Regions from separate parts of the Homo sapiens genome. Here region 1 is linked to region 2. Evidence: read pairs that join two places in POLR2A ChIA-PET (ENCODE). Cell type or tissue: OCI-LY7. All regions are shown on one strand. Each heading gives the region's core, and the rest is flanking DNA. Links, peaks and the distances in the headings are about the cores only.

Region 1 (4,391 bases), core at 392-4,391, 750 kb after region 2:
ACCATAGCTCCATAGCACATTGTTTATGTCTACAGCAATGACAAGCATATATTGATGGCAGCAGCAACAGCAAATACTTGACTTAGTAATACTCAGAATGACCTAAGGAGGTACACATTGTTACCAAACCATACTCTATTATTTGCTCACTGCAATGCTCTATTGATGTCCCTATGTTTTTAGGAAGACATAAAACTTCATTAAATGTAAAGCAAAAGATTCATTTTATGTTCTGAAAATTTTCCCGTCTATGCTAGAAACGGGAAAACATTACTGCCATCTGCTTAAATTTTTTTTTTTTTTTTTTTAGAGGCCAGGCATTGCTCTGTCGCCTAGGCTGCAGTGCAGTGGCACAATCATAGCTCACTGCAGCCTCCATCTCCTTGGGCTCAAGTGATCCTCCCACCTTAGCCTCCGAAGTAGCTGGGACTACAGGCACATGCCACCATGCCCAGCTAATTTTTAAAAAAAATTTTTGTAGAGACAGGGTCTTTGTTGCCCAGGCTGATCTCAAACTCCTGGCCTCAAGCTGTCCCCCGACCTTGGCCTTGCAAAGTGTTGGGATTACAGGCATGAGGTGCAGAGTGGTTAAGTAACTGGCCCAAGCTCAGAGGGTTAGTGAGGGGAGAGGAGGCAGAGTTGGTCCTCTGACCCACTGCACCATCCTGCCTCTGACCCTCTGTGGACTAACTGTCATCTCTGTCTGTCTCCCCTGTTAGATAATAAACTCCTTAAGGTCAGGGGCTGTGACTTACCCATGTTACAGTAGATTCCCTCAAACCTGACTTCTAATGTCTGCACATTTAACACCACCACCATGGGAGAATGTATAATGAGAAATGGCATAGCATGCATCCTTGAATGGATATATCAAAGGTTACTCACTACACCTTATAGTCCCCTGAAGTCTTTTATACTATATCTATTAAAGACCGAGAAAGTCTATTCTTTATTTTTTTTTCAAGTTCTCATTGGCTGAAATAAATCTAAAGCCATTCTGAAGAATTTTGTGCAGTATACCATGAGACCCCATTCTATTAAGTATTGTTTTATGAGCTCAGTTAGCACTTGGACCTCTTCGATAAGCTGAACTCTTTGCAAAGTTTCATGTAGTATCACAAGCCAGCATGTCATTTACAGTTGATTATATGATGATTATGAACATTTCCATGAAAAGTTGAGTATCAAGCTTTGGGGGGCAATATCCCCTATAATAACAGCACTCTTTCTCTAGGGAAATAAGATTTCACAGATGCATACCCTAGGAATTTAAATGTGAAAACCAGTTTTGTTATTTCTCAGTTATTTACTTTGTTCCACAGACATCTCAAATGTCAAGTGCAGAAAAACTAAAATTTATTCAGCTAAAAGCCCATTATGTTGGCCATTAATTGAAGCTGAAAAGCAAAAATATACTATGATCTACGATGGTTAGCAAAAGCGTAACTTCTAATTATTTAAGTTAATTATTCTTATGGTAGAAAATTACATGTTCATTAATCTTATGCTGTGTATATAGCACAGTGGCAAAGGGGAAAAATGACTTATCTAGTCAAAACCTAAGTTACATTGTGTCTGAAGAACCTACCCATTTTGGAATTTAGAAATGACCATAATAGGCCCAAAGGATTCCTCTTTGGCGAGGTACATGTAGTCTTCCACATCTGTGAACACGGTCGGCTCCATGAAAAAGCCTTTTTGGAAAAAACAAAGAAAAAATGTCAACTGTAGGTTAAGTCATTTTCAATTAATAGTCCTCTCACTTAATTACATTATAATTTTTTCTTTCCCTCTGGCCCAGTAAAACCAAGAAGAGTTGCATTTCTCTATTTGGTGTTGGCATGCCCAGGTTCTTATTTTTTAATGTCTTTATTATGAAAATGTCAAACCTATGTAAAGGTAGAGAAAACAGTATAATGAATGGTAAAATAAATATCCATATTTTGCTGTATTTATCTTTTCCTCATTGAAATATTTTAAAGCAAATTCCAGATATCATAATTTTAACACCTCAGTATTTCAGTACACATCTGTAAAAAATAAGGATATTTTCTTATATAACCACTATACAGTGTCATGCTTAACAAAATTAGTAAGTATTCTTTATTCAGAGTTTATATTTTAATTTCCTTAATGTCTAGAAATTAGCTTTTTCACAGTTGGTTTGTTTGATTTAGGATTCAAATTCTTCTACACATTGTATTTGGTGTTTAGATTTCTTAAGGATCTTTTACTCTAAAACATTTCCCCATTTTGTCTTCCCCTTATTTTTTATGCTATCGTCATGTTAAAGAGACTGGGTCAGTTGTTTATACATTATCTTTCTTTCTGGTTAATCATTGCTTCCTTTGGATGATATTTGTTTCTCTATCTCTTGTATTTCTTCTTTTTCCCAGTGACTTTTATTGTGGTAAAATACACATAACTGAAATTTACCATCACAACCATCTTTAAGTGTACAGCTCAGTGTTATGAGATTCATAATATGCAACCTTCACCACCATCCATTTTCATTAACTATTTTCAGCTTATAAAACTGAAACTCTATACCCACTAAAAAATAACTTCCTGTTCCTTCCTCCCTCCCTACTGCAGTTCTTATGAATAGAAAGCTTGGCTTAAAGGTATAATTAGATTCAGCTTAAGCTTTTTTGGCAGGAACACTTCATAGGTGATACTGTGTATTACACGTTTTATTCCATCAGGAGACACATATTATCCAGTTGTCTCCCCTTCTTTGTTTTATTTTGTTTTGTTTTGTTTGAGACAGAGTCTCAGTCTGTTGCCCAAGTTGGAGTGCAGTGGCTTGATCTCAGCTCACTGCAGCCTCCTCCGCTCACGTTAACCTGCCTCCTAGGTTAAAGTGATTCTTGTGCCTCAGCCTCCCCAGTAGCAGGTGCGTGCCACCACACTGGGCTAATTTTTGGTAGAGATGAAGTTTCACCATGTTGGCCAGGCTGGTCTTAAACTGTCGCTGTCCATTCCAACTGAAGAAGGCGGGCACCCGGTAAACCCCCACAGAGGTGATCTTACCTGGCCTTTGGACTTGTCTTCCCCCGTACACCAAAGTGGCCCCTTCTTTCACTCCAGTTTCACAGTATTGCAGCAGCTTTTCCAGATGAGCCTTATGATTTTGGGGCCCATGATCAGTGGATCTGTCAAGTGGATCACCAATTTTCATCTTTTTAATTTCTTCTACCTGTATGTTACCCAGTCCATAAAAACACAATTCACTGTTAATAATAATGGAGTTTCTACCAAGTGGTAGGTGTTATACTAAGGTGTTTATAGATGTATTGTCATTTAGTCTTTACAATAGCACCGGAGGTAGGTGGTTGGTTTTTTTTTTTTTTTCCTTTTTGGAGACAGGGTCTTAGTCACTCTGTCGTCCATGCTGGATCACAGTGGCATGGCATGGCTCACTGCAACCTCGAACTTCTTTTTTTTTTTTTTTTTTTTTGAGGTGGAGTCTTATTTTGTTGCCCAGGCTGGAGTACAATGGTGTGATCTTGGCTCACTGCAACCTCTGCCTCCCGGGTTCAAGCTGTTCTCATGTCTCAGCCTCCTGAGTAGCTGGGATTACAGGCGCCTGCCACTGCGTCCGGCTATTCTCATGTCTTAGCCTCCCAAGTAGCTGGGATTACAGGTGTCTGCCACCACGCTCGGCTAATTTTTGTATTTTTAGTAGAGATGGGGTTTCTCCATGTTGGTCAGGTTGGTCTCGAACTCCTGACCTCAGGCAATCCACCCGCATCAGCCTCCCAAAGTGCTGGGATTACAGGCGTGAGCCACCGCGCCCAGCTGCAACCTCGAACTTCTAAGCTCAAGTGATCCTCCCGCCTCAGCTTCTCAGAAGAAGAAACTGAGGCCTAGAGGGGTTAAGTAAGTGCACCCAACCACTAAATACTGTAGACTTTTTTCCACTTGAAATCCCAAGTCCTTAACCACTATCTACTAGCACAATATAAGCTACATACACTATATGAAAATTATCCTAAATGTTAATCCATTAAGAATAGCAAACTAATGTTCTGAAATGTTTATTAATATCACATACTTACACTGTTCATGGCAAGAGAATTTCTAAAATGGTCACATTGTTATCTTTTTTTTTCCTCCTCAAATGTGGCAGACTGCCTTTGTAAAATTCTCCTGGTGTAGCCATGCCAGATGACCCACTAGAATGCTCTGACGAAAAATAATCTTTACTGCACGATGTTCATCACTGACATGTATTTGTAATTATCTCTTCCACTCCTCAGTTATCTTAACCTACTTCTGCATCTTCTAATGTTAAGTCCAATTCTGGTAAGAAGAATGGGAGTTATAACCCAGCAGGTCCATGACTTTGAATTTAGGCCTGGCCGTAATCTCTTAGTGCGTTCCCCAGG
Region 2 (4,394 bases), core at 86-4,085:
TCTCAATTCAAACCAGGGCCTAGAGCATTAGAAAGATCCAAGGCTCCTTCAGGCCCAGCTCCATGAAGTGACCATAGCTTTCCATTAACGACTGGTAGCCATCAACTGTCTCGGGCTTCTGGGATTTTGGCTCTCAGAGAAATTAGAGGGGGATGTTCTTCTCAAGATCAACTATCTAATAGTGTTTAAGAATTTAGAGGTTAATAATAATAAGCTGCCGGGCACGGTGGCTCACGCCTGTAATCCTAGCACTTTGGGAGGCCGAGGCGGGTGGATCGCCTGAGTTCAGGAGTTCGAGAACAGCCTGGGCAACACGGTGAAACCCTGTCTCTAATAAAATACAAAAAAAAATTAGCTGGGCGTGGCAGCGTGCACCTGTAGTCCCAGCTACTCGGTAGGCTGAGGCAGGAGAATTGCTTGAACCCGGGAGGCAGAGGTTGCAGTGAGCCAAGATCATGCCACTGCACTCCAGCCTGGGTAACAGAGTGAGACTCCATCTCAAAAAAAAAAAATTAATAATAAAAAAAATAATAATAATAAGCTATATGGCACTTCTTTCATCTTAGGTTCTAATAGCTGTTTACCACTACTAATTAGTATGTAACTCCTTGGCTGGTGGTGAGGGTGGTTGATCTGCACTTTTATGAGATGAAACATCTGAGAGTTGACTGGAATGGAGCCTGTACCTCTTGAGGTACTTCTGGTCAGTGGTTTTCTACCTGAAAACTTTTTCTTTCCTCTAAGATTGAAATGGGACACTGAGCGACCAAAAGCAAATGGATTGCAGAAGGGAAATATTCTGCATGTACTAGCATGTGCATATTACGCATGTGTGTACATGTAATGCAGAATGCAGGCACTAATTTTTAAAGAGGTTTTTCATGTTCCTTTCACTCCTTTTAGCAAGTTGTTTAAGAAAATTATGTTTTTCTAGCCAGGTGTGGTGGCGCATGCCTGTAATCCCAGCTACTCGGGTGGCTGAGGCAGGAGAACCACTTGAACCCAGGAGGCAGAGGTTGCAGTGAGCTGAGATCGCACCATTGCACTCCAGCCTGGGCAACAAGAGCCAAACTCCATCTCAAAAAAAAAAGAAAATTATGTTTTTCTTCTTCTGGCAAGAAAAGACAAGCTCTGGGTAATGAGAATATATGCACTGCGGAAAATGGCATGCTTAGCCACAGACTGCTTGCTAATTAAAAGTAAAATGAAAAAATGAATGTGCTACTCCAGGCTGGAGTGCAATGGTGCAATCTCGGCTCACTGCAACCTCTGCCTCCCAGGTTCAAGCGATTCTCCTGCCTCAGCCTCCTGAGTAGCTGGGATTACAGGCATGCACCACCATGCCTGGCTAATTTTGTATTTTTAGTAGAGAAGGGGTTTCTCCGTGTTGGTCAGGCTGGTCTCGAACTCCTGACCTCAGGTAATCCACCGGCCTTAGCCTCCCAAAATGCTGGGATTACAGGCATGAGCCACTGCACCCAGCCTTGAGTTAAGTTTTGATCGGTGTCCACTGTAATGCTTTGTTGACAGTTACTGTGAATGACCAACCTGTAAAAGGGGAAAATCCAAACTTCTAACCACACTGAGGTCATCATGGATTTATACCATGCATGAGGACATAATGATTATAATAACTAAGCTATTGAGTCTTTTACATCTATTTACATCCTTTACATCTATTTACTCATCTCGTTTTCCACAATCACCACATGAAGTGTAGATACTGTATTTATCACCATTTTATAGATGAGTAAACAAAGGCACAGAGAGGTAACAGAAGTTGCCTAAGGGCACACAGTTTGCCAGCAGAAAAGCCAGGTTACGTGATTTCATTGCGGGCTCTTATAACTATTGAGCTATACTGCTTGTTAGTAGAACGCCAGATGATGCTATGGGATTAGCCCAGAGATTTACAAAAGAGGAGACCTGGGCACATTTGAAGGCGGAATGGCTTAAACGGCCCTGAATACAAGATAGGAAGAGGATGTTGAAGAAAGGTGGGGTCCCCTAAGACCACTTGGAATTGGGATAGGTTATAGGTTGTAGTGCTCTGGTAAAGGCGAGCTTTAGCAGAGGTAGAACAATCCTTATTCTTCTGAGGTTGCAGTGACATGTAAGTATAGAGAGCTGCTGGGAAGAGAAGACAGAGAAGTGAAAGTAACTTGTACCTGACGACTTGAGCCTTTGGGCAGTGTGCTGGAGCTGGCTCGTACCAGCTCAAGAGACCCCTTGTTAAACATCAAGGAATTTTGCAAGTAGGTTGGTAGCTTGAAATTAGCCAAAGTGGGAGTATTCAACTCCAGAAATTAGCAAATACTACAAATCAGGGCCTCCCCACCACCACTCAGAACTGGTTTACCAGAACACCTTACACTCCCTTTCTTCTCTTTTCCACTTCACTAACAGTCAAAAGCCTGCTGAAGTGCCAGTTGAATTTGAAGCTTGAGTGAGTGCCCATTATGGGAAAGGCACTGTGCCAGATGCCAGGGTAAGAAAGACCAACCCCTCAAGTAAATAATACTGTGGTGGAGAGTGAAGAGCATGCAGGCGTAAATCCTGGACTAGCTGTCGGCTCTTGGGACAGTCACTTAAACTTGGGTTACTCATCTGTAAATGGAGATAATAATATATATCCCAAAGGGTTATTGAGATGACTGAGAACATGTAAAGTTCCTGGCACAGAGGTGTTCATTAAGTGATGGTTCTAAGAGTGGGGACATGTAAACAGATGTCTTTCATATAGCTTGATATAAGAAATAAAGATGGGAGCCGGGCACAGTGGCTCATGCCTATAATCCCAGCACTTTGGGAGGCTGAGGTGAGAGGACTGCTTGAGCCCAGGAGTTTGATACCAGCCTGGGCAACAAAGCGAGACCCTGTCTCTACAAAACATTTTTTTAAATGAAGCATAGGCCGGGTGCGGTGGCTCATGACTGTAATCCCAGCACTTGGGGAGGCCGAGGCGGGTGGATCACAAGATCGGGAGATCAAGACCATCCTGGCTAATGCGGTGAAACCCCGTCTCTACTAAAAATACAAAAAAAAAAAAAAATTAGCTGGGTGTGGTGGCGGGCGCCTATAGTACCAGCTACTAGGGAGGCTGAGGCAGGAGAATGACATGAACCCGGGAGGCGGAGCTTGCAGTGAGCTGAGATCGCGCCACTGCACTCCAGCCTGGGCAACAAAGTAAGACTCTGTCTCAAAAAAAAAAAAAAAATTAGTCAGGCACGGTAGTGTGTGCCTCTGGCCAGCTACTTGGGAAGCTGAGGCATGAGGATCATTTAAACCCAGGAGTTTGAGGCTGTGGTGAGCTATGATTGTGCCACTGCACTCCAGCCTGGATGACAGAGCAAGATTCTGTCTCCAAAAAACAAACAAATAAACAAAAGAAATAAAGACAGAATGACTACAGGTCATAGTCCCCTCAGTAGATTCCAGAGTTTTCAGGGTGGATGATTCATGGATGATTTTCCTTGTTTGTTATCAGAAGGTTACCGGGGTTTTTTTTTTGTCCCTACAAATCAAGTTTACCGGATTTACTTGTTGTTTTTACCGGTTTTTAGCCTGTTCCTCACTCTATATTATTTAATTGTAAGACAAACAATGGATTTGGAGGTAGGCACAGTTGGATTTATATACCAGCTCCAACACTTACCTGGTTTGTGACCTTTGGCAAGATTCTTTTTTTTTTTTTTTGAGACGAAGTCTCACTCTGTCACCCAGGCTGGAGTGCAGTGGCGTGATCTTGGTTCACTGCAACCTCCGCCTCCCGGGTTCACTCCATTCTCCTGCCTCACCCTCCCGAGTAGCTGAGACTACAGGCGCCTACAACCACGCCCGGCTAATTTTTTTGTATTTTTAGTAGAGAGGGGGTTTCATCGTGTTAGCTGGGATGGTCTTGATCTCCTGACCTTCTGATCCACCCGCCTCAGCCTCCCAAAGTGCTGGGATTACAGGTGTGAGCCACCATGCCTGGCCTCTGATCAAATTCTTTTTTTTTTTTTTTTTTTTTTTTTTTTTGAGACGGAGTCTTGCTCTGTCGCCCAGGCTGGAGTGCAGTGGCGTGATCTCGGCTCACTGCAAGCTCCACCTCCCCGGTCCACGCCTTTTTCCTGCCTCAGCCTCCCGAGTAGCTGGGACTACAGGCGCCCACCCCCAAGCCTGGCTAATTTTTTGCGTTTTTAGTAGAGACGGGTTTCACCATTTTAGCCAGGACGGTCTCGATCTCCTGACCTCGTGATCCGCCCGCCTTGGCCTCCCAAAGTGCTGGGATTACAGGCTTGAGCCATTGCGCCCAGCCTAATTTTTTTTTTTTTTTTTTGAGATGGAGTCTCACTCTGTCACCCAGGCTGGAGTGCAGTGGTGCCGTCTTGGCTCACTGCAACCTCCACCTC

Evidence for each region. Peaks named below come from ENCODE experiments on the same cell type or tissue, not always from the same donor. Only the 100,000 strongest peaks of a DNase experiment are listed, where the experiment ranks them.
Region 1: POLR2A ChIA-PET joins it to region 2 with 7 read pairs; 1 of 35 experiments calls an interaction of 5 or more read pairs at or near these places.

The regions. Positions count from the first base shown.
Region 1 is chr12:105,028,736-105,033,126 of GRCh38, forward strand. It overlaps ALDH1L2 (aldehyde dehydrogenase 1 family member L2), which reads right to left. Exons shown (of 23, transcript NM_001034173.4): 20 at 3,034-3,199; 21 at 1,589-1,694. Among named protein-coding and RNA genes, the nearest start is that of NOPCHAP1, 45 kb to the left of the region's middle. In OCI-LY7, for the core only: no CTCF peak of the experiment used is centred there; a DNase peak (open chromatin) is centred at 2,566; H3K4me3 peaks cover 601 bases; H3K27ac peaks cover 853 bases.
Region 2 is chr12:104,274,199-104,278,592 of GRCh38, forward strand. The region is part of intron 3 of TXNRD1 (thioredoxin reductase 1); the gene reads left to right. All of the region lies in intron 1 of TXNRD1-AS1 (TXNRD1 antisense RNA 1), which reads right to left. Among named protein-coding and RNA genes, the nearest start is that of TXNRD1-AS1, 4.4 kb to the right of the region's middle. RefSeq lists enhancers at 139-308, 1,752-1,921. In OCI-LY7, for the core only: no CTCF peak of the experiment used is centred there; DNase peaks (open chromatin) are centred at 2,173 and 2,553; H3K4me3 peaks cover 1,175 bases; H3K27ac peaks cover 1,142 bases.